Regions from separate parts of the Homo sapiens genome. Here all the other regions are linked to region 2. Evidence: read pairs that join two places in POLR2A ChIA-PET (ENCODE). Cell type or tissue: MCF 10A. All regions are shown on one strand. Links, peaks and the distances in the headings refer to the core of each region. The heading gives the core; the rest is flanking DNA. Region 1 has its middle 34 kb from the start of LINC02871. Region 2 overlaps JAG1 (jagged canonical Notch ligand 1). Region 3 has its middle 100 kb from the start of LINC01752. Region 4 holds the start of LOC105372528 (a long non-coding RNA gene).

The links. ChIA-PET counts read pairs that join two places held together with the same protein. Peaks named below come from ENCODE experiments on the same cell type or tissue, not always from the same donor. Only the 100,000 strongest peaks of a DNase experiment are listed, where the experiment ranks them.
Region 1: POLR2A ChIA-PET joins it to region 2 with 5 read pairs; 6 of 35 experiments call an interaction of 5 or more read pairs at or near these places.
Region 3: POLR2A ChIA-PET joins it to region 2 with 6 read pairs; 6 of 35 experiments call an interaction of 5 or more read pairs at or near these places.
Region 4: POLR2A ChIA-PET joins it to region 2 with 6 read pairs; 2 of 35 experiments call an interaction of 5 or more read pairs at or near these places.

The regions. Positions count from the first base shown.
Region 1 is chr20:10,989,515-10,995,789 of GRCh38, reverse strand. No RefSeq gene overlaps it. Among named protein-coding and RNA genes, the nearest start is that of LINC02871, 34 kb to the left of the region's middle. In MCF 10A, for the core only: no CTCF peak of the experiment used is centred there; a DNase peak (open chromatin) is centred at 2,789.
Region 2 is chr20:10,662,914-10,669,188 of GRCh38, reverse strand. JAG1 (jagged canonical Notch ligand 1) reads left to right here. Exons shown (of 26, transcript NM_000214.3): 3 at 5,175-5,226. Among named protein-coding and RNA genes, the nearest start is that of JAG1, 7.9 kb to the left of the region's middle. In MCF 10A, for the core only: no CTCF peak of the experiment used is centred there; DNase peaks (open chromatin) are centred at 2,048, 3,248 and 3,808.
Region 3 is chr20:10,854,230-10,860,504 of GRCh38, reverse strand. No RefSeq gene overlaps it. Among named protein-coding and RNA genes, the nearest start is that of LINC01752, 100 kb to the right of the region's middle. In MCF 10A, for the core only: no CTCF peak of the experiment used is centred there; a DNase peak (open chromatin) is centred at 2,994.
Region 4 is chr20:11,176,411-11,182,685 of GRCh38, reverse strand. It overlaps LOC105372528 (a long non-coding RNA gene), which reads left to right and starts at 4,233. Exons shown (of 3, transcript XR_937260.2): 1 at 4,233-4,276; 2 at 5,987-6,110. In MCF 10A, for the core only: a CTCF peak has its summit at 3,234; a DNase peak (open chromatin) is centred at 3,485.

The sequences.
Region 1 (6,275 bases), core at 1,134-5,133, 330 kb before region 2:
TATCTTATTTTAAATTTCCAAAAACAAAGTAGTTGTTTTCAATTAAAATCTGAAGAAACCAGGGCTCAGAGAGGTAGTGACATTTGAGTAGCAGAGCTTGAAAATTCTAGAATTTAGGTATTAAGAATCTCTCTAGAAGTGTGCAACAAGGAAGAGAGTTAGATCATGTATAATTCAGAATTCTTTCAGTCACAAATAATAAAAAACCCAATCAAATTGATTTGAGCAGAGAATTACTGGCTCATGTGTCTAAAAATTCTAGGACTTCCTGCAGGCTTCAAGTACAGCTGGATCCAGCGACTCAAATCTGGATTTCATGCTCTCTCTCATCCTCCCCTGCCCTTATTCTTTTCCTCCCTTTCTCTCTCTCCACTTCCTTCTCTCTTGGGCTGTCCTCTCTTTCTGCTAACTTCACTCTCAACTAAGCACCTCCACATGGTGACCCCCAACAGACCAAGGTTCACCCCATCTTTATGGCTAATGATCACACGGAGTCTTCACCACAATTCTAGCAAAAGTTCTGGAATTGAGTTTTACTGAGCCAAGCTGAATTTCATGCCTTTGACAAACCCATTGGCTATAGTCAAGGGTATAAGACATGCTAATTAAGCTGGCCTGGGTTGTGAGTACACCCTTAGGGCTGGGGAAGTAACCCTCTGGGGGACCAAGAGGACTTATTGTTGAGCAAGCATGACTTCCCAAAAGAAAACCAAATAACTGTTAACCAAAGAAGGAAAATGGGTGCTGATTTCTGACATTGTGTCCTGTGTCACAGGGGACATTGTGTTCCTCACAATGTCTGTTGCTCTCCTGGAAGGCTATTGGGCTGGAAGTCAGACAATCTGGGTCTGGTTATTTTGACTTTGTCAAGCCTATCATTTTCTCTTGGCTTTATGTTCCTCATCTATTCAATGAAGGAGTTGGCTTGGAATTCTAGGCTTTCTCTTATCAGCAAAGTTCAAAGATTTCTATGCACATATGTCTTCTTGGCCCAACCTGAATGTAAACAAACATAATCATTTTTTTATACTGATTGAAAGAAAGAAACTAAATGAGCCTGGGAATCACAAGAAGTGAGCAAAGTAGAAAGATGCAGAGGTGAATTAGTCAGAGGAATAATGCTAGCAGCAGTAGTAGCATGTTTGTACACAATAGGTGAGTGCTAAGGCAAAAGTAGGGACATTTGGCTAGCAGTATAAAGGCTGGAGGAGATGAAGGAGAGATGCGTCGGTAGAGAAAAAGCTTCTGAGAGAAAGTGATGCTTGAGATGATTCTTAAAGGAAGAGTGGAAATTGCCTTGTGAATGGAAATGAATGGGGCATTTCTAGCAAAGGGAACGTGAGGCATGGTGGTGTATAGCATGGCCAGGAATTAGAGCCTGTGCAGTAGAGAGCTTGGTGAGAGACCTAGCTGGAAGGTAGGCTAAGGGCAGACCATAGAAGGCCCAGCATGCCATATTGGGAAGTATGGACTGTATTCTGCAACAGAGGATGGGAAAACAGCAAGTAGGGCGGTAAGCAACGGTGCCATGTGAAACACTAGGCATAGCTTATCAATATAATCCTTACCACAGTCCATTAATCAAATGGATATTTATTATCCCTATTTTACAGATGAGGAAACTGAGGCTTAGATAGGGTTAAATGATATTCGCAGCTGCTGGAATGTTGGCAGCATGTTAATGGAATTGGAGCTCTTAACTAGATCATCTGATGAGTTCAATGTTGTATTTCTACCATTATGCTCTTGACATCTCACCTGTCTCCCATTTCAGAGGATTCCTGCAAGGACTAGATTTAGACCTCAAAAAGCAGGGATTTGGATGTGATTGGCTGAAAACATCAGCACTCTTCTTAGGGTCACCCATAACACTCCCAATATTTTCAGCAGTTAGCAGTCTTCTTCAACCAGCTCAAAAGAAATTATTTTTAACTCATGATAATGTAGCGTTTGTGAAACTTGGTTAGTAACTAAGAGAGGCACCCTTGGCAATTTCACAAAGTGTCTAACTGGTTACTTCTGAAAACAAGTCACTGGGCAAAATTTCTGGAAAGAGGGCAGGCAGTCTTGGAGAACAACTACAACTCCAAATATAGAAATATATTTAAATCAAGTAACTTTTGTAATCGAACCAATGGACATAGGCCACCATGTGAGCTTGCCACAAACCATTGTTAGGGTAAAAATTTCCCAACTCTTTGTTAAGTTCACAAATGCTTGGGCTGCCTAAGAATTAGGAGATTTAAATTCAGATTTAGAAATTAAAGATGACAATCTTCTCACAGCCATGGGCATGAAACCAATTAGCTATCAGGTTTGAAAAGCTTAACAGACTAATTTCCTCTTTCCTTTCATCAAAAATTAAATTTTCTAAAAAAAGTTAATTCAATGTTTCTCACTTAATATCATCTTGTCACCTACATTTGCACTGCCAGGATGTGGGCATAGAGGTCTGTCTTACCCATTTCAAAAACACAGCGAAAGGCAGCCTCTCTCAAGCCATTCTTTAAAAAGAGAGGATTCTACTTAAAGTATTGATTCTGTATCTCTCAAAAGAATCAAAACGATTACCACAGTAAAACTTAATGTCCCAGCTCCAAGTATGTCTTTTACAAATTGCTCTTTAATTTGAGATGTTTTATAACAGAGCAGCAAGATTTGCAATACATGGAAAGTATAAGAACCTATAAAGAATTATGTAATCACTATGTCCTGTACACGAAGTGTTGGTTTTGGATTGCAAACAAATGTTCAAACTCCCTTGGGAAAAAAAAAGAAAGAAAAAGAAAAACAACAAATTGTGGGGCCAAGAGGATGAGAGGATCGAGTGTCAGCGTTTATGTTCAAGCAGCATGGATTGACTCCAGCCTGAGGTTAACTTAGAATTAAAATGGAACTGGTGGTCTTGCCTTGGCAGACAAGAGGTTATAACAAATCTATGACCACATACATACAGACACCACGGTCGCCAGCTAAACCACACACATGTGGCACACTCAAAGAGTTTCAGTGAGGCAGTTACCAACACAACCGGGATCCTTTTTCTTCCCTTTCTAGGAGACAGAGCAAACCGTAGCCTCTCACATAGCAACTAAAGGAACCTACCTCATAGTTAACACCCAGAATTTAAATTAACATTATTAATGGCTAGAGAAAGTTCACCCTCAGTAGAAAGCAACCTATGTATTATCATGCAATCATTTACCTGCCTAAAAAAGTGATAGTGAGTTTCCAAAAATGCACTATCTTCCGGGCTGTTTACATAAAGACTTCTTCACTTTTCTTGAATCTAATGAGTAAGCATGTTTCACACCCTCTGGGTATCTATTTTGGAAAGTCAAACTCATTGGCCACTCCTGAAGCAATCAAGATTCAAGACACCACTAATTAAAGCTTCACAGAGGGAAACCACATGCAGACACTGCTGTGTTACTGAATACTCTTTACAAAGCAGGAGAGGTGGGAGGAAGCCCCACCATGAATGGGAGGCCAAGGTCAGGGATAGGGACAAGATCCATCATGGCAGTCTGCCAACATGTTCACATGATGGGTCCCAGATTATGCTGGGCCCTGACAATTAATTCTTGTATTCACCAAATAAACATCCATAATAATAATAAGAAAGTGGGCTCCAAGTTCTTGATAAAGCTGAATAGGGGATCACACTCTACCAAGACAAGAACAGAGGAATTATGAAATGTTCAGAGGGTGGTCTCACCTGTGCTGTTCTATCAGAATTCTGTACCATTTAACTGGTTTTTCCTTGTATCATGCAATGTATCAGTTATCCCTTGCTATATAACAAACTACCCCAAACTTCCTCCCCTAAAACAACAACCAAAATTATTACTTACAAGATTGTAGGTTATCCAGGGAGTCTTGCTCATCTGAGCCAAGCTCAGTTGATCTTGGCCATGCTCATCCACAGCAGATCAGCTGGAGATTGGAATGGCCTCACTCTAGGTGTGATGGCTGGGTACCTATTGGCTTGGACAATGGAGGTGACTAGGCCATGTAAGTTAGTCGTAACTAGGACTCATGGCGTTTTTAGCATCCCAGGAGAGTCAGCAGAGGAGTACAAAACCTCCTGAGGACCAGACTTCACTTCTTCTGCATTTGATTGGTGAAAGCAAGTCGCAAAGTCAAGCCAGATTCTGTGTACAGGGACATAGACTCTTCTTTCTGAGAGTTGCTGCAAGATCACATTACAAGGAATGGGTTACAGAAAAGTAAGATTTGGTGCCAATTTTACCATCAACCGACCACATCCATCTAATCAGTGGTAAAGTTAGGAGAGAATATTTCCATTTCAACTTTTCTGATTCTTTCTACTACCCAACACCAAGTTACAAAAATTCCAACCCATATTTGATCCAATAGGCATCAAGAAATATAGAGTATGCTGGCTTTAGGGTTAGACTCTCTGGCTTGTTACATGCTTTCAGCATTTCATCAATGTATGACTTTGTGTAAATTACTTAACCCACCTATAGCCTTCGTTTCCTCATCTCTAAAATGGATTTAATAAGAAAGCCCAGCTCTCAAGTCTACTACAAGGACTAAATAATATACATGATGTTTTGAAAAAGTGACTGTCACTTAAAGTGCTCAAAATATACATATCATCATCATCATCATCATCATCATTAATATTGACAAAATGAGCTTCTGCTCCATTTTTTTTTCTCCATTCACGTCTCTCCCTCCATTACAAGGCCTGGAACACAGATCTTTCTCACCTAACATCAAGCCAACCCTTTTCTTTTGCCCTGTACAACATATCCCTTAATTTTAATACATAAACACAAACAGAAAAGAGACCAGCCTTCCCCTACCATGACAATTTTCTGGACAGTTTGTGCACTTAAATTCCCAAGTCAACCTTCAGGCCTGGGGGTTGCCTGCCAGGAGCTTCTTGCCACTTCCCGTAGCCTGAACTCTAAGGGCCTGGGGTTTGCCTTATTTAACTGTGGTATCATTTGGGATTCCTCAGGCCTGGGAGCTACACTTGGGCCAAGACATTTGTGGCCTCTACTGGCTCAGAAATCTGTTCTTCCTTGCTTTCACTCAGAAACTCTGTGTGTGTGTGTGTGTGTGTGTGTGTGTGTATCTGTTAACAACCCCTTCAGAGTGGGTGCATCTGGCACATGTACTAACACAAACTTCATGATTTGGGGGAAAAAATACTACACACATTCTGCTATGGCGGGGATAATAATCAGAAAGCCAATTTCTATGTAGATTTGTTCTAGAATAGCCTTATCTTAAAATCATAAACACAAACTCAAATAGAATAGATACAAAAATAGTTTTGTCTTTTGCATCTCAGTGTAAAGACGTCCCACTGATTCGGATGCACATTAAAATTTGAAAAGCACTAGAGTAGGCCAATTCTTCCCCAGCATCTGAATACTGCATAATCACCTGGAGGGCTTGTTAAAATACAGATTTCTAGGTCCTGTCCCTAGAGATTCTGATTCCACAGATCTGGAAACAGTCCCCAGATTCTGCACTTCTAACAAGCTCCCTGATACTGCCAATGCTACTTTTCCAGGAACCACACTTTGAATTGTGAGGACCAATACCTTCATTTCACATTTGGGAAAATGAGACCTGGGAAAAATGAATAGATATGGGTGCTAACTAAAGAGACAGTGTCTTAACAGTTATACAGAAATTGAGACGGAACCCCAGGTTCAGTTCTTTTTTTTTTTCCAAGCATTTTCTGATGGCTGATACTGCTTTCAGCTGGATTTGCATCCTTTTTCCTCCTGTTACATGACTTCGATATTTTCACCTTTGCCATTTGACCTGTGAAATTCTTTTCAGTTTCTGACAATTCTGTTTCATTTCCTCACTTTAAACTTAAATTTTATTTCATTCTCTGATTATTTTTAATCTTGGCAGAGAATTGAAATATTTTGCTTAAGTAATGTTTATTGAATGGAACCATCTTCTATTTCTCTCTTCTTTCTTAAGTCCCCTATTTTGGTATCCTTAGTCCTTCATACTTCAAACAGGTATTCATCTTTCTCAGAATCATCCCTACTGATCATCTAAATCCTCTGCATCATCATCATCTACATCTGCAACATCTATATTATCTACATTATCTACATTATCTACATCTGCATCATCTATATAATCTATATCTACATCATCTACATTATCTATATATACATCATCTATAGCATCTACACCTGTATCATCTACATTATCTACAACATCTACATTATCTATGTCTACATTATCTATATCTAAATCATCTATATTAT
Region 2 (6,275 bases), core at 1,450-5,449:
TCAAACCAAAGGGATGAAGTGATGTATCTGTGTTGCAACACTGGGCTTGGGGGAAAGTGAAGCTGTGCTTGCTTTGAAAGAGCTGTGCTAAGTATCTGCAGAATAGCTGCTCCAAAAATGGAATCTTTATTCCAGGTACTTGGTTTCTAATTTTTTTTTCTCTTGCAGGTGTAACCTTCTGTGTTTTCTTTCTCCTTGTTGTCTTGTTTCTTAGCAACTTATTCAAACCTCCAGTACTTATAGGAATTTGCAACCCACCAGTTCCACACCCGTAATTCTACAGGGACTTAAGATGTTTTTAGAAAACGGTGAAACTTTGGCGTGGAGGCTCTTGGGGGAGTTCAGTGGGTTAAAAGGAGAGTCAGCAGCAACTTACAGGCATGCAACCTCCCAGAAAATCAGCAATCTAAGTGCTGCTCAAAATCTTCACACCAAATAGTGGTGCCTTTGGGGACCTTTTAGATAGAAGACGTGGAAAGTTTAGCATGGAGAAAAAAGTTACTTAAAAAAAAAAAAACAGTGTCAAGGTAACAAGGAGCCTTCACAGTTCCTGATCTGAAAACAGGAATGTGAACCAGAGGCCTTGGCTGGATTCATATCACCCACTGGCCCCATTGTAGAAGGGCCAGAAGTTGGTCCCAATGTCCGGCTTTCAAGGTTAGTGACAATGTAAGAATGCATGATCTCTGGATGTGCATACAATTAGCGTTGTAATCCATAAATGCAAATACTCCTGCAAATTCTTCCATGGTAAACTTCTGTAAGGCATGTTGCTCTTCCACCTACCCCCATCCTTCAAGCCTAGGATCTAGGCTGCTGAGAGAAGTGACTCTTGGCTTCAGCTTTTAAATATATATATATCTCTCAAAACTTAATCTTTTCTTCCAACTGTTGGAAGATACATTGGGATGAATGGAAAGTGGTGATTCTAAAATGGTGGTGGAAATGGAGGAGGGTCCTGGGTTCAGAAAAATCCCACCTTTACTTTGGTGCATGGCACTGGGTGGCTGTGTTGTGACTTCTTTGCTGATTTCTGATTACCGCATGGACCACAGCAGCCCTGTGACTGCTGTTTTTTTTTTTTTTTTTTTTTTTTATGGTGCCAGTGACATCTACCATTGGTGCAGTGCGTGTGCTGGGAAGAAATTCCGCAAGGTGGCTCCCAGTAGTTAAAGGAGTACATAAATAGTCAAACATGCAGAGTCCTCTACCAGCTCAACCCAGTTTTTATGCACTTTTGGTAAATAAACAGAAAGGCTTCTTGTTCAGGCTTGCTCTGTGTGAACCAGACCGTTGTGCTTGGCTGGCTTCTTGGTATTCTATCTATTAACCTCGCCACCCTTTTGTAACTGGTGCATTTAATTATCAGTGGGATGCTTTTCAAACAGGTAAGGGTAATGATGGGAAAGGGGGTGGGGATGTCTCATTGAGAGTCACAAATCTGGATATGAGCTTTGGGGCCCCTTGGTGAGCCTTTGAGTGGGCTTTGATGAGAAAATCACCCTTTGTAACCAGATCGGACTCTATTGACATGTCAAGCCCTACAGACTTGATTGCTTTCTGTGCCTGAAGTCTTAGCCTAGATGCTATAGGATAGTTGTCCTTTCTTATCTCACTTTCCCAAAACCCACTCGCATTGTGTGCATGAGTACGTGTGCATGCGCCACACATGGACTCCCTGCAACCTTTTCTGCTTAATATGTTTTGTGACTGGAATATTTTATACTCTGGCCACCCAGACACAGGCAGGACAATAGAGTTGGCCGAATTGACTGAAATGAGGATTATGGAGAATAATAGGGCCTCTCCAAAAATAATGCTAACACAGGACAAGCGACAGGAAGCAACAGTTGAGTCAGCAGAGCTCAGGGCCCCTGACGAACCCTGGGAGCCGACTGACTGTGCACAATGGCCGCGTTGGCACGTCGGGCATTCCCAGGATGTGCGTGCCGCCGGCGGGCCTGCCTGTCGCAGCAGCCTGGGGTTTTGGACGCCGCACGCGTGCCGTTTGGATGGCGGTTTATTTGTGTCCGTCAGCTTGGCAGGAGGGGAGGCAGCCGCTTCTCAGGGCTTGGTTTGGCTGTCACTGTTGCCAGGAAAAGGAAGCTCCCGGCTGCCAACACAATTACCTTTGTTTCTTACATCCCCCCTTCTTAATGTGGCAATTAAGTGCTTACCGCTCTGCCCAGTGCCAAGGTAACCGCCATGGAGTGGGACAGGGCAGAGAACACAACCTTGGCACAGCAGCCTAAGTGTGGAGGGCGGGAGGAGGTGCAGGGGCCCCAGCCTTGCTGGGAACCTGGTGGCCCTTGGATGCCTTGGGGCTTTGATGCCAGGACTCTCCTCTAGGTAGAATTCCACAGAAATCTTCCAAAAAGCAATTCCGAAGGCTGACCATTCCTCTTTGATGCCACACCAGAATGGGAACCAGCTGCCAGGTTTCCAGATTTCCTTGGGCTTGGAGCTGGGAAGGGGCTGAAGTGACTCACTTTGCAAATCCAGACTAAAGATCTGTTTGCTACCCCTCCTTCCTGTGTGGCCTTCACAGTACTGTTCTGGAAAACATAAGGAAAGATGAAAGCCAGGTGACTCTTCGGCAGAGTCTTAGTTCTGTAGTCTGAAATCAAGAAAAACCCAGGTATTTGCTTTTGTTGTTGTTGTTTTGCTGTATAAACTTAAGTTTGAACACTTGCCTTTCCAAGCCCTCCTGGGATGGAGGACTCCGCCTCTACTGGGGGTCAGAGTTGCAGTGGCTGCTTGTATGTGACTTCGGCATAGTGGATTTGCTGCTCTGTGGCCTGGTCCCTGCTTTGATGTGGGGTGCATGATCTGGGATCTCAGTGCCTGGGTGTATGTTCAGGGATGTACAGAGGTCAAGTGTGGGCCTGGGAAAAATTAAAGTTCTCTAGCAACTAATAATCATTGTTAAATTATCTTGATTGCTGATCTATAGTGTGGGGATGGAGTGGGAGGTTGAGTGCCTCCTAATAGGAACCTTGGAGGGAATCCTTTTTCTCTGTAGGGCTGGGCAGGAGGAATCCTCCTGCCCCAGGAGACCCTAATCCCCTCCCTGAAACAGACAGGAAAAAAAGTCCAGGCTTTGTTGCCGTCACTGTAGCTCCCTGCCCTCACCCTGTCTCTGCCTCTGAGAAAGAAGGGCAGTTCATGGAAAATCACAGAGCCAGGCACGTAGGGCTGTGTGCAATTCTTTTCTCTCCAGGTGGGGTGATGTCGGTCAGCAACTTCTGAGGTTTTCCCAGTTCTGGCGAGGATGAGCCTGGTAGACTGCTTGGTCGTCCAAGTTCTTGTGCAAGACCTAAGGATGCTTTCCTCTTTGAGTATTAAACTGAGTTAGTACTGCCATGCCAGCTCAGTCCCGGCACCTTCCCTTGCAGTGGGGTTTGTGGGTATTATGTGTTTAGCGCTTGTGCAAGTCTGTCAAAACTCCTGGTATCAATGCATTTAATCAGAGGATTAATTACAACAATACTGTTGAAGTGGAGGACGTGGGCCTCAACGTGACCAGCAAATGAAGGGCTTAATTATACAGAATCAGCCACACATCTGGCCTCATTTTGACTGTGCTCTTACCTCAAATCAGTAGAGAAATATAATTTCTTGCTGCTCTTAGGGAAGAGTCCTGTAATTTGCAGGAAGTCCTAAGAAACTTAAAGAGGCAGTAAATAAGGTATAACTTTCGCTAATAAAATAGTAACAACAGCAATGAATTTGGACCTGTGGCCACTAACAGGAGAGGGCTGGGTATGTGCCCTGGCTTGCCCGGTTTTGCTTGCTTTTCTGAGCATTTTCCCACAGTTATCAGTGAACGAAATGGAATCCTACTCTGCTTTGAGTATGAAACATATTTCGGCTGAATTCCAAGGCAGGGTCTATCACAAGATATTTTTATATTCAGAGATGACCTGCTGTGTCACTCTGAGAGCGCTAAGCTGGCCTTGAGTTATGAATGAAACTCCCTTTTACCCTCCCTTTTTCTCTTTTTCCTTTATCTTATAGGTGCTTTCTCTTCTCTTGGCAGCAGTGTGCTTCTGGTGGCACAGCACGGTATTATTTAATCTATACACGCTTCTATTTCCTATGGCTTGGTTTCTGACACAGCAAAGCAGGGATTCATAACCTAGTTCATGTTCCTTGTCTACCCCACCTGCCTTGAGTACATTTCTTCAGTGCCAAGATAGCAGAAGCTTCATTTAAACGCTGGTGTTTTGTGAGACTGACCTTACTGTAAATTACGAAGGAAAATTTTAGAAAAGGAGGGAATTTGCTAATAGCTTAGGTTTGGCTGGGGGTGGGGAGGTGGAATTCTGAGATAAGCTTGGAAGATAAAAGGTGCCTTCAGTTTAACAGCTGGCATCTTGCCAGTATCCAGGGAATTTGTTTAGTTAGTAGACTCTGATTATTCTTGGAATGTTAGATCTTATTAACAGATAAGTTCATCAATAAATATAACCCATGGGTGTGCGGTTGTTTCTCCCTTTGTACTTTCTTCCCTGGGATCTGCCCCCAACTCCACCGCCCAAGTGAGGTTGACTTCTTTGTCTTGCAGAGTCACTTTGCATCTACCCCCTCCTGTTTCCTAGAGTTACCCGATACTTGTGGGAGCCAGGATGGTCTCACATAGACAGAGTTTTCAAAGGGGTTCTAAAAAGGAAAAGGGGGCCTCCCTAGAGACTGCCTCACCAGGGCCCAAAGTGTAACCTTAGCAATACCCCCTCGGTACAAATACCTGGTTAGGTTAGCTTAGAATAAATTCTTTGTGTGTGTGTGTGTGTGTGTGTGTGTGTGTGTGTGTGTTTCCTCATGCACTAGGGTCAGGGTCTGGAAAGTTTTGGGAAACTATATGCTAAATACTCTCATATCATATAGTGAGGTGGCATTTCCTGATCTCAACTTTGAGCTGCCTGCATGCATGTTGACTCCAGTGCGTCCCTGCCAGGTGAAAGGAGTCATTTGTCAACCTGGGAAGAGTGCTGACAAAGGAAGGGGAGTTGGTTTGGATTTAAACATCCAGGAACTCAATGCAACAACCAACAGAATTTTTATTTTGGCATTATGGTTTTGTTTGGTGGGGTATTCTGGGAGGCCAAGAATGTACGAGATTTTGGAAAGTCGACCCTGTTTCTGAATTGCTAAATTGTTTGTTTGTCTTGCAGAGGTCCTATACGTTGCTTGTGGAGGCGTGGGATTCCAGTAATGACACCGTTCGTAAGTATCGCTTCTGTGGACTTTTCTCTAAACACACGTGGAAGTGTGGGGCTTGGCCAACCAGTTGGAGCTGGATCTGTCTCCTTAGTACTTAGCATTTCTGCCACCTCTTGCCTTCTGTTCTCCCCTGTACCCCAGGGTGAACCTTCAGTGGAATGTATTCCTTAACTTTTCTAGGATTTTTGCTTGGAATATTAAGTGGCCAGAACAGAATCCCAGTTAACTCATTCCCTGATTATGAAACCTAGATTATCTTCGGGATAGAGATCTTAATGGTTTTACAACTTTAAAACCTTGTAGTCTGCTAAAGGATCAAAGTAGTGACTTTTTAAAAGTCCATTTAAACTTTAAGTGAGTGTTTAATCTCTCATCAGAAAGATAAAGCCATAAAGGTGGTGCTGGGCTCTAGAGACCGACCTTGAATTTCACTTGGTGGGCAGGTGAGCTTCTAGTCTCTCCGGGTTTCCCACACTGCTCCACAAACCTTTCATTGAAGCGCAATTCCAGAGCTTCACAGCCATTACCTGCCTTGTCCCTTTCTGAAAGATGGCTCTGTTTTCAGTGCAGGTTGCCTTTCAGGACTGAGGGGTTGGTTTTGGTGGATAAGCCATGGAGGATGTGATTGAAATGACATAGTCTGGCTTACAAAGTAGTCTTGCTCTTTAATTGTAACTTTACAGTGTTTTCGCTCACGAGCCGAAACTTCAAGTTCCCTTTTTGCCAGCAGAGTTTGGGTTGCGGTCGCTGGAAAACTTGATGCTCACTGAAATCTCTTGGTCTGTGCATGAGGAAGAGTGGATCCAGCTTCTTGTCTTGGCTCTCTGTTCTCTGAATGCCTTGTACTTTTTGCTTTTCTATCTTACCATTTTTTTTTGTTTGCTTTCACTGTGAATAATATATTTTCATCTTTCCTTGCCTTGCTTTTTTTTGCTGACAGAAAATGGTGAATGCACACCGTGGGTGCAGTGAGGGCTTGGTGCCTGCTACGTGGGCAGCTTCCACCTGTGGCTGGCTTATTGGGCTACTTGGAGCCACAGAATCATTGCTGA
Region 3 (6,275 bases), core at 1,425-5,424, 190 kb before region 2:
ACAGCAAGAACAAATTTCCTGAGGTAGAAATATGTTTGGCTTCTTCACAAACAGCAAGGAGACAAATTTGGCTATAGCAAGACTAGGAAGAGATTGTGTAGAGGAGAGATGAAGGAAGCCTGTTCATGTTGGACCTTATATGCCATAGGAAGGGATTTGACTTTGACTCTAAGTAAGATGAGATGCCCTTGGAAGATTTTGAATAGATGAGTGACATGGTCTGGCTTTTGCTTTAAAAGGAATCATCCTGGCTTCTTTGTGAAAGAGTATAGAGGAACAAAGGCTGAAACAGAAATACCAGGCTTGAGAGATGGCAATGGATGTGGTGAGACATGGTTGGATTCAAGATGTATTTTGAAGATAGTTTTCATGGGATTTTGTGGTGAATTGGATGTGAGGTGGGAGAGAAAGAGAGGAGTCAATGATTTCTCCAAGTTTTTTCAGCTTGAGCACCTAGAAGGATGGAGTTGCCACAGCTGAGATGGACAAGACCAGGGGTGGAACAGATTATGAAGGTTTAATCAGAAGGTCACTTTCTATCTCATGAAGTTTGAGATACCCACTAAATACCCAAGTAGGGGTATTGAAAAGACATTTGAATGTATAAATATAGAGTTTAAATGAGAGAGCTGAGATGGAGATATAAATTTAGGCATCGTAAGATATTTAAAGCCATGAGACTGAATGAGATCATCCAAAACATGAGTGCGAGTGGAGAAGAGGGCCAAGATCTGAACTGAGAGTGGGAGAGCTCAACTTTTAAAGGTTGAGGAGGTCAGGAGAAACCAACAGAGAACATCAATAAAGGAGTCAGTGAAATAGGAAAAGAATAAAGAGAAAAGAGAGGATATGTCCACAATAAAAGATTTATGAAAGAAAGCCCATTGTGGCTTAATTCATAATACCCCCAAGATGAGAACAACACAAATACCCATCAGCAGGAAAATAAATAACCAACTAATGGGATATAAGTCTTACAAGGGAATAATACTCAGCAATGCAAAAGAATAAACAATTGCTACCCACAACAACACGGATGACTCTCCAGACATAACAAACCAGATACAAAAGAGGACCAGCCTGGCCAATATGGTGACACCCCGTCTCTACTAAAAACACGAACATTAGCCTGGTGTGGTGGCGCACCTGTAGTTCCAGCTACTCGGGAGGCTGAGGCAGAAGAATCGCTTGAACCCAGGAGGCGGAGGCTGCAGTGAGCCAAGATCGTGCCACTGCACTACAGCCTGGTGACAGAGCAAGATTCTGTCTGTCTTAAAAAAAATAAAAATAAAAAAAAGGCGTTCTTATTTTTCCACAAAATACCTAATGTAGATGATGGGTTGATGGGTGCAGCAAACCACCATGGCACATGTATACCTGTGTAACAAACCTGCACATTCTGCACATGTATCCCAGAATTTAAAGTACAATAAAAAAAATTAAATATATATTCTACAGTAAAAAAAAAAAAATAGCACAAGACTAGTGTAAATTGTCTTTGCCCATGAAGAGCTTACTTATCAGACTGAAAATTGGAAATGCACAGATTTCCTCTTTGGAACAAGAGGACTAAATTATTATCCTTTTACACTCTTTCTACAGAACATCCTCTTGCTCTGCCTCCGACCTATGACTATTTCAAACAATTGTCTCAGCAACTGCAGCCCCAGGTCTGCTCTGCTAGGCCACTGGCCCCTAAGTACCTTAGAGGACACAGGAGATAATGTTGAACATGTTGTCTTGGTAACCAACACTTTTGCCTGGTGGCCCTGGCTCCATCCTCCTCTATACCCTGCTCTTGCAGTTTCCACTGCACCCCAAGGTTGGAGACCTGACCCTTCCAGCTCCTCTCTGCTATGCCCTCCAGTGATTGTGCTGTGCCTCCTCCCCCACAAATTCCCCTCCCCCTCGTACGTTTCCACCCTACTTCTTATTTTGAACTTGCACAGTTGTTTCCACCTCATGTTTAGCAGGTCTCAAGGGTTCTAACTCATGGTCTTGCTTAAATCTTAAATCCCTGCCACCTCACTGTCAGTCGGATGAGGCACCCCGATAGGTTTCCCAGGACAGCTACAAAAATTCCTTCATGGATGGAGAGTTCTTCCCCCACTCCAAGACCTTTTAAGTTAGATGGGATTTATCCAGCTGTTAATCACTAAAGTCAAAACTGTATAGTCAGGGTTTAGGGTACCCTCCATCAGAAAGCAGAGGAGGGATAGGGGTTTCTACTGAAAATAGGAACACAAATTGGACACATATTTGCTCCTAGTTGAAACATTGTGCCCAGTGGCTAAGTGGACTCTTTTCTCCTGGTAAGATGTCCCTCATTTGAACAAACTGTTTTGGCTGACAGATTTTTGTTTTCAAAGAACCAAGAAGATTAGGCTGGGCACAGGCCTGTAATCCCAGCACTTTTGGAGGCCAAGAAGATTAGGCCAGACTCACACCTGTAATCCCAGCACTTTGGGAGACCAAGGTGGGTAGATCACCTGAGGTCAGGAGTTCAAGACCAGCCTGGCCAATATGGTGAAAACCCATCTACTAAAAATACAAAAATTAGCTGGGCGTGGTGGCACACACCTGTAGTCCCAGCTACTTCGGACAATGAGGCACAAGAATTGCTTCTACCTGGGAGGTGAGCTGAGATCATGCCACTGCACTCCAGCCTGGGCTACAGAGGGAGACTCTGTCCAAAACCAACAAACAAAGGAAGGAACCAAGAAGATGATACTTTAGAGGCAGTTCTGAAAGCAGTCACTTCTAGGCAAGAATTAAAAATGCTTCAGAAGCTGACATGTGATCCCTTCCTGGAACAGGGCTCACAGGTTTACCCCTGCCCAAGCTCTATCCGCCACATCACCCCACTCCCAACTCCCTGCCCAGGGTCCCAGGGCAGTCACAGGGCAACAGATCACAACAGTGTTATGTTGGGCTGACTCAGCTTTTCCACAAGGGAAGTTACAGAATAACCTGGCTCAGGACTTAGACCAAGTAGTAAAAGGGAAGGAATGACGAAAGCTGGTGAGGCTTCTGCAACTTGTGTTACTGCCCTTGGATTGCTTCCAGGACTGACTTTGTGGGTACGAGACTCAAACTGCCACACAGAGCTCCGTGCTTGGAGGGGTCCCATGATTGGTTTAATGCTCTGCTGTCACTGTCTTGAAATTGTAATAATTTTTCAACAAGGTCCAACATTTTTATTTTGCACTGGGCCCTGCAAATAAATTATGTAGCTGATACTAATTGTTTCAACTCAGTTATCCGCAAACTAAACATCATTGGTTATTTTTATATACTTTACCTTGAGCCTTCTCTTCAGGAGATTGAAGGTGATAAACTGAGAGTTATAGACCCACTTTCAAACCTCTATGGAAACCACTGTTTTCAATGTGTAATTGGAGGAAGATAGGTCAGTTGGATTTCTAGACTGGGACATTTCTTCCCCAAAACTGGAAAAATAAGGAAATCTCTACAAGTTGAAGGTCAGGATGATGAATAAGAATGTATTGAAAAGTAAGACTTCAAATAAAACTTTCATCCCTGGCTTGAAGATGACATTAAACATAAACTTACTGCTATGAAAATATCAATCAGTCATAATGCCAAATAGTTGAAAAACACACATAACCTAAAAAATCCCCAATCCATCATTTATCAGAGGTAAGATGAAACATAGCCACGCTGGGTCACAAATCAAATTCTGGCAGTGGCACAGTGAAATAAAAAGAGGAATCTGGGTAATCCACTGAATAATCATTGCTTCTCTCAATTCCCCCAAATAAGTAAGGCATGTGTTTCCAAAGAGATCTATCTTATCCTGGAGTAATACTCAAATTTTCTGTGTTCTCAGAACTCTAAACTCCCTCCTCCTCAGTAAAGTCTTCTCTGGCTATTTAAAAGCAATTCAGAGTTTTATCTTTCAACTATCTACCCTTTTCAATAAATCTCTGCACATTGAAAGGCTCTTCTGGCCTTGTCAGCATCAGAGTCAAAGGGGGCTGGGGCAGAGTAAACACACAAGGTGGACTTTGGTAGCCAGGCTCTGTGCCTGGCTGTAACCCTTTCTTTTTATCATCCACAGTATACTTACTCCTTGTCTTGGAATTCACCACAGCAGCCAGCCTTCTCCTCCAGCTCTATTTCCTCCCCTGCCTATTTACTCTCAAAGATGACCTCTCCACCTACTTCCTTGGGAAAATTGAGAACATCTGATGAGAACTCCCACAAGTTTCCTCCCAAACTCCTTAAGTTTTCTTTGGATCATCACCCAAACTTTCTTCCTTCCCGCCCATCTTGGAAGAAACATTCCCTGACACATGGACAGGTTAACCCCTTCACCTGCCTTCTACCATGCAGGGGCTTCCCTTTGATGATTAGGGTCTCTATTTTCTCCTTCCACTGACTACTTGTCCAGTTCCTCAACACAGGCTCAAATCTTCTCATTCAAAAACAAACACACAAACACCAATGACATCCTCTCCTCATTCACTCTTCACTCTCTTGCCTTCCTTTTTCTACCAGTCCATAGTGTCCACTTCCTCTTCTCTCTCTATGCCTTCCATAAAAAAAAAAAATTGTCTCACCTAGCACTAAATGTAGAAGGCATCAAATAAATGTGAGACTCATTTCTTGATAGCCTTGAAATACAGTTTGAAAGCAAGTAGTGTGATGCCTCCAGGTTTGTTCTTTTTCCTCAAGATTGCCTTGGCTGTTTGGGGTTTTGTGTGGTTCCATATGAATTTTAGGATTTTTTTCTAGTTCTACGAAAAATGACATCAGAATTTGATAGGGATTGCATTGAAATCTGCAGATCACTTTAGGTAGTATGGACATTTTAACAATATTAATTCTTCCAATCCATGAACACAGAATATGTTTCTACTTATTTGTATCTTCTTCAATTTCTTTCATCAGTGTTTTGAACTTTTTAGAATGTTGGAATTCTACACATTAGATTACAAAGTGTAGAAATCTTTCACATTGACCAATGAAACATAATAGAAAGCCCAGAAAGGAATCTCCACATTTATAGTCAATTGATTTTCTACAAAGGTGCCAAAAACACACAATGGGAAAAGGACAATCTCTTCACTAAAGAATGTTGGGAAAACTAGATATCCACATGCAGAAGAATGAAACTGAACTCTTACATCATACCATACACAAAAATCAACCCAAAATGAAATTGTCTTTTCTAGGGTTAGCCAAATCAAAGGTCTGGGTTTGACACCCATCCTATTAGTAATCCCAGAAGCATTCTTGCTTCTCAAGATGAGACCTCTCTTCCTGGTTTCTGTGATGTTGGTTTCCCTCCAACTTTTCTCACTTACTCATATAAAGTGTCTTTTCCTTATTCTTGTCCATCACTTAATGGAAGTTATTTCCAAAAATACCTCTCTTGGCTTGTTCTCTTGGCTCAGTATAGTGAGCAGAGAACATTTTTATTCCATGAAGATTCTCATTGGCTCCCATCCTCACTGCATGATTCCCAAAGGTATATTCTTACTTCTGACCGCACTACCAAATCGCAGACCACATCTCCAACACTTGCTAAACACCCTCAGTCACCTGCCTTACCTCCCTCTAAGTGTGGCCTACCGGCTCCTTAACCTCTAGTTAACTAAAGCAAAATGAATGTGACAGAATGAATGTCCATCTTGCACAACTTTCAGGGAGTTTCCTATATAATTCTTGCTGTGGAAAGGCACTACTGTCAGACTGAGGCTCAGCAGGCCTGCAGGTAGAAACAACAGGCGATTTTACCTGGCTGGAGAAAAAGTGTGAGACAGGGAACAAAGCCAGATCCTGATCCAAAGCAGCCAAGCTGCACTTCTGTGCTCAGCACTGTATGTTTGCCTCTTGGTCCTCTTGAAAATTGCACTGTTCAAGACATTGATAACAGATAGAGACATCACCAAAAATTAAACAAGCATTGCTTTCACACCTAGAGATAGAAAATTAACTACTTACTTTGCCTGCAAGTCAAGGCACAATGGCATTGCATTAAGCAGGAAGTGATGGGGCATCTGACTTGGGCACAGTGGATCAAGAAAAACTGTGACTTCTTTTCCACTTATTGTTCACACTGTAAATGCTTTACTTCCATCAATTAAAAGGCCTATGTGGATTCTGTCCCTCCAATTATTCATGGTTCTGTTAAGCATCTCTCTCTGATTGAGACTCACTTTTCTTAGTATGAGTGCCTGCATCTGCTTTCTTAATCATGGCGTTCCCAGATCCCAGGGAGCTCTGTGAATGATGCTCTCTTGGAAGAC
Region 4 (6,275 bases), core at 1,011-5,010, 510 kb before region 2:
AAATCTTATTATTTTAAGCCACTGAGATTTGGGTAGGATTGGTACACAGTCATTACTAATTGATACATATAACAATTTATGTTGTGATTGTACAGCCCACTGTCATTTTTGAAACAGAAACTTCTAGTGCATCTTAACTTCCAGTGTTTTATATAACACGAATGGAAAGAATAACATAAACTGCAGGATGGTTTTCTGTCTTCCTTTGTATTATGTTATATATGCTGACCTATTTAATTCATCAGGCTCATGCCCCTGACTACATCCATATTCAAGCTCACATGAAATCTTCCACTCTTGTTTACAAATATAAACCCAGAATCAAGTAAAATTGGTATATCAGTAATGAAGCTTCATCTTCTTCATTTTTCTATATCCAGGAAAAAATAATGGCATTTAAGAAAAATAATTTTGTATTAGATTATATTGCTGTTCTCAATTATTCATGCCTCCTTGGCCTGTAAGAATATGTACCATCATCTGTTGCTATGTGATTTCTGTGCTTTTCCAAGGGAGGAATGTGCTTTGCTGCCCCCTTCATTTTGAACCTTGTCATGACTTGCTTTGTTCAATGGAATATAAACCGTCTTGATGTGTAAATAGAAGCATTAGAGGATACTGCACAAATGGCTTTCATCTTTTTTCCTTTTCCAAGAGAATAGCAAAGCCAAAAGAGCACTTCTCCTTGACCGTCAGTGCCGGAATGAGAAGAAATACAATGGGACAGTCCCAAGTTAGTTGACATGAAATGTGAGCAAGGCATAAATATTTGTGATTTAAGCCACTAAAATATGAGGATCATTTGATATCTCAGCGATGCTGACTAATACAACTTCTCATTTATCTATAAAATGGTAAATGATTGAGAACAGTTCACAAATCCAAAGTACTAAATTAATCTACATTCAACTGAACTGTACTATTATCTATTAAAGTTATAGAGAAAGTCAGTGAATTGTATTAAAGATGCTGTGTTTGTGTGTATTTATTGTATTATATAATTTATATTGCTTCTTTGGACCACTGAAAATTCTGTTTTTTGAGATTTATTTGTTGACTTATTTACTTAATTATTTGCTTGTTTAAATTATATACAGGTTTCATCACAGTGGAAAACAAGAAGTAAAAAGACAGTGGTGAAATTACTTATACTTTGTAAAAAATAAAGTACAATTAAATTGCTTTGATTTAGTAGTGTATTAGTCCTTTTTCATGCTGCTGATAAACACATACCCAAGGCTGGGCAATTTACAAAAGAAAGAAGTTTAATGGACTTACAGTTCCACGTTGCTGGGGAGACCTCACAACGTGGCAGAAGGCAAGGAGGAGCAAGTCATGTCTTACATGGATGGCAGCAGGCAAAGAGAGAGCTTGTGCAGGGAAACTCCTTCTTATAAAGCCATCAGATCTTGTGAGACTTATTCACTATCACGAGAACAGTATGAGTGAAACCACCCTGATGATTCAATTATCTCCCACTGGGCTCCTCCCACAACATGTGGGAATTATGGGAGCTACAATTCAAGATGAAATTTGGGTGGGGGGCATGGCCAAACCATATCAAGTAGTGATTTTCAGATAGTACAGGGTAAGAAAAAAATAGCTTTCCCATTTTAAGAGCCCTAGATAGTTCTTGAACAATCAATGTTCATATGCAAGTGGCAGCCAGATTTGCTCTCAGCAAATTGGTTGTTTGGAGAGTGGAATTTTTCATGTGGTAACTTACATTTCAATGAATTTATATTCTTCCCAATCTGCTACCCCAGTGCTTACATTCTAGATTCAGAAGAAACTCAGCTTAGTCCAGACATTTTAAGCTGCAAGGGAATTGTTCAATGTGTCCAACTGTGTATTTTTACTCATATCATCTTTAGAACTATCTCCAAGAGAAGCCAACCTGTATTTCCAAACAGAACTGGAGACTATAAAAAAAAAAAGGAAAAATGAGTTAAATGTGGTGGTTATGCTAAAAGAATTATACCAAACTAAGTCACCAAGACTTCTTTGTCAGAGACCTGATCAATATGATTACAAGTTAATGCTAGAGGGAAGAAGAGGGAGTTCTCACCCTGAACTCAGCAATGTGACAGTGGCATGGAAGATGTCAAGGACTGTAGGTGGGAAATAGATGGAAGTCAGCCTGGACTATCCACAAAGCCCTACAATGTCAACAACTCTAGCAATGTGGTCAGCAAGGCTAAAGTCCTTGTGAATTTTTTATTGTTGGGGAACCAGAACCAACATCTAATGTTTCTATCAGGTGTCTTGCCTAATGATGCTCTGCTTTCACTACAGTCTCCAGGGGAGGGGAAACTTGTGATGTGGTTTAAGTTATTATAAACAATGTCTTTTGTAGGTTGTATGAATTCTAGATCACTATCTGATAACTGCACACTTCCCAGAATTCATAGTCAGATCAGTGGCCCAGAATGAACTCATATTGAATTTTGGAGGAAGATGACTTGAGAGAAACATGGGATTCTTCTTCCATTGATGGTAAGAGCCTAACATCTCCTTGTTGTGTAGGGACACACTCAGAGATGCAGTATATAAAGAGAAGTCTTAGAAAGGCAAGACCTAAACAGAGTATTTGAACAAAGGCAGGGTGATTTGACACTTTCCTGGAAAGTCTAAAAGCTATAGTAGATAGGCCACTTTATAATACTCTTGACCAATAAATAACCTTTACATCTGCATTAGAAATGTGTTAGCCTTGAGAGCCTGTCTGGGAATGGAGTATATTTCTTCTAATATTAAGTTTCCTTAATTCAGATCCTCAAAACAATTTGAAACTTTAGCATTGACTTGGATGATTGCATGGACAACCCAGGGTGACCAGTGGGAAAACCAAAATTATTTCCAGGATATATGAGCATCCTGACAATGCTTTCCTTGTACTATATCTTATGGGTTTATGCTCAGTGGCTAAGCAATACATGAAGACAGGAAATGTTTGGATTAAGAACATTCGGAAGCCACAAGTTACAATTTGATTTTGATACATCCCTACCTCTCTAAATATGTCAAAATAAAGACTAATAAATGTAAGGACATATATGAGTGTTCAGAAACCTCTAAAGATTATATATTTAATATTGTTTTTTGAGAATTACAAATATTAAATTATCCTAAAAAATATTTTGGAGTCATCTCTACTTTGCTGGTGTAATTAGCATGGCATTCATCCACCCATGTGATCCTCTAGCAGTGAGACAGGCTTATCTTGGCCACTAGTGGGACACTTTCTGTGAATTTTATCTCCATAAATCACTGAGCTTATGTTTTCTAAACTGTAAAATAAGGCTAAATATTCCAAGTGATTCCAGAAGTTCTTAGAGAAAGACGGGAGCGGTAACCCATGATGTATAAGGATAGTCAAGTTGGTTTCTGTAACATTCTGAATGAATTTCTAAACCAGAGGGGAAAAGTAAGGTGATAGGCTACCTGAGAGAAAGAGGCAGTCAAGACTGAGTCACAATGACTCAGAGAAGGGAATGAGCTCAGTCCAATCACATAATACTTGCTATTGTGCCCTGGCTTAGTTAGAAGCCAGATTCAGGAAGCACATTCCATTAGACTAAATAAAGCTTCGATCATGTGTAAAATTTCCAACTTGAATAAGCAGCCATCCTATCACTCATCAGGCTAGGTGCATTTAATGGGTGTAATTTCTTCCTCATATTTCTATGCATTTATTGTTTCATTTTTATTATAGGAACTTGGGCTTCTTATTAGACTTATTATTTTCTATTAAACCTAGACTTAAGTAAATACTGTTCTACAGGGTGTACATGCAAATATGTTTCCTTTAGATTGCCAAAAGAATAGGGCAATCTGATTCAACTTAACTATGAGATTAGAAGAAAGGAAAAGTGAAAAAAAAAAAACAACTATTAAGCACCAAGGCAATATAACCTGAGAGTGTATAAAAATTATTTTTGGGGAATTGTAAAACATTAATTCCTCAATTTCAAAGGTCCTGATTTTATAGATTTGAGATAGAATTCAGAAAAATGTATTTTAAGAAGGCTTTATTATATTTTATTTTAATATAGCTGAGCATTGCCTTGGGCCTTGGTAAACTAAGTTAACTTTTCCTTAAATTACTTAGAGGAAAAGGAAAGAAGATTAAATATGAATGTTATTTTTACTCTATTAAGGCCAATTTTCTGGAAAACAATATCAGAAACTGTCTCTGCAACATTTTAATTTCAAGATTGAATTGAATTTACCAGAGCCGCTGAGCTGTACAACTTCTGAAGTTTGGAGCATCCAGGTATCAGCTGGCTGCTAGCCAGAGCTTCAGAGCAAGTGTTCATTAAGCATGATTAAAGTGAGCTGTCATTTTATATATATTTTGGCAGATTTTTCAAGACAAAAATATGCCACAAAAAATACCTAGAAAATATGCCTTAAAGTGGAGACATAGCCCCTGCATAATTGGGGATGAGAAGTGGCTTATTTAGTTTTTTTCGGGGGAATAGTAAAGCCAAAGATGTTTCTATTACAAATTATTCAGAACTTCCCCAGATGTAGACTCAGATGTAGACCTTGAGACAAAGATTCAAGAAGAAATTGTTTCAGAGGTGATTTTAGGAAATACTAGTAGGAGAGGTGGGAAGTCACACTAGCAAGGGAAGATAATGAACAGGGGTGCTTTGTCAAGCAAGTCATCACTGTGGACAACTGGAGCTCAGTCTTACTGGGGAACTCTGGAAGCCTGTGGAACACGTGCATCTGGATTAGCTTCCCCAAGGGAGAGAGAGCTGGGGTTTTTATACACTGACTTCTTCAGTCATTGACTAAATCCTGCTCCAAAGGATCATTAATTTCCTGGGACTTCCAGCCTTCCTCCTGCATGGGCAAACAGGCTTCGGGATCCAGGGCAAGTCCTCAGGCAAAGAAGTAAGCTCTCTGGCAGTTGGGATTCGGGCAAACATATACCAAAATGGTAAAGACCAAGGATGTGGGAGAAGCCCTGAAAACATCAAGTAGGGGATTTGGGAAACTTAAGTCTTTGAAACCAGCTACTCTTCCAGTATAAAGAATAATGGAAGAAAAAACTCGCTAGGCAAGAGCCAAGGCTTATTACATTTAAAATGTCTCTTCTATGAGGAAACTAAGCCAGGTTAAAGGAGAGAAAACTAGTCGGCTGCCCTGATCACCAATCCATAGAGTATATTAAATTATCACAGTGATAAATTGGATTAATGGAACCACTTCACTTAGATTTCAACTTGAGAGTCCATCCATAATCGGTAAAATGTAAAACTTTCCTTAATCCCCAAAGTAGAGAATGCCCTCAGTGGAAGTTTTAAAAGCACTTCTTGCTCACATGCCTTAGCCCTATTGAAGTTTTCTGCTCCATCTAAGTGTAGGTTTCATGGTACAATCAAAGTGAGCAGAAATTCTAAAACTGAATGACACATGGCAAAAAGCTGTTCACCTGGCATTTGGCATTTATTTTCTAAATGTAAATGGTTTGATATGCCTCTTACTAAGAAATTGTTCAGGCCTGGCGTGGTGGCTCACGCCTGTAATCCCAACACTTTGGGAGGCCAAGACGGGCGGATTGCCTGCGGTCAGGAGCTCGAGACCAGTCCGACCAACATGGTGAAACCCCAACTCTACTAAAAATACAAAAAAATTAGCCGGGTGTGGAGGCATGTGCCTGTAATCCCAGCAACTGAGGAGGCTGAGGCAGGGGAATTGTTTGATCCAGGGAGGTGGAGGTTGCAGTGAACCAAGATTGTGCCACCGCACTCTAGCCTGGGTGATAGAGCGAGACTCTGTCTCAAAAAAAAAAAAAAAAAAAGAAAGAAAAGAAAAAGAGAAGAGAAGATAAAGAAAATAAAAGAGAAAAAAAGGAAAGAAAAGAAAAGGGAAATTGTTCGGTTAAGAAAACATATATGTAAGAAATTATGAATTTATGTTAAACATAAATTTTTAAAAATTAATTGAAAATTTTCCTTCTGCCTTCACAAAGTAAATGATGATCGAATGTGTAAACAGCATCATCTTGATGGGATGCCAGGTTTTTAGCCCATAGAGAGAAATCTCATGTGGCTTCATATGGCACTTTGGAACAACCACCAAATTTTGTTGACAAAGTGAGTAATAATATAGTATTATTTAAATATGCCTAGTACCTTCTCCTAAAATATTGAAGGAGTGTCCACAGATGCACAAACTACAGCTTTGGAAAGAATTAAAACTATCATTTTTTCCATGGTGGTCAAACAATTACAGTACTTAAAAACTTGATACCCTAAATC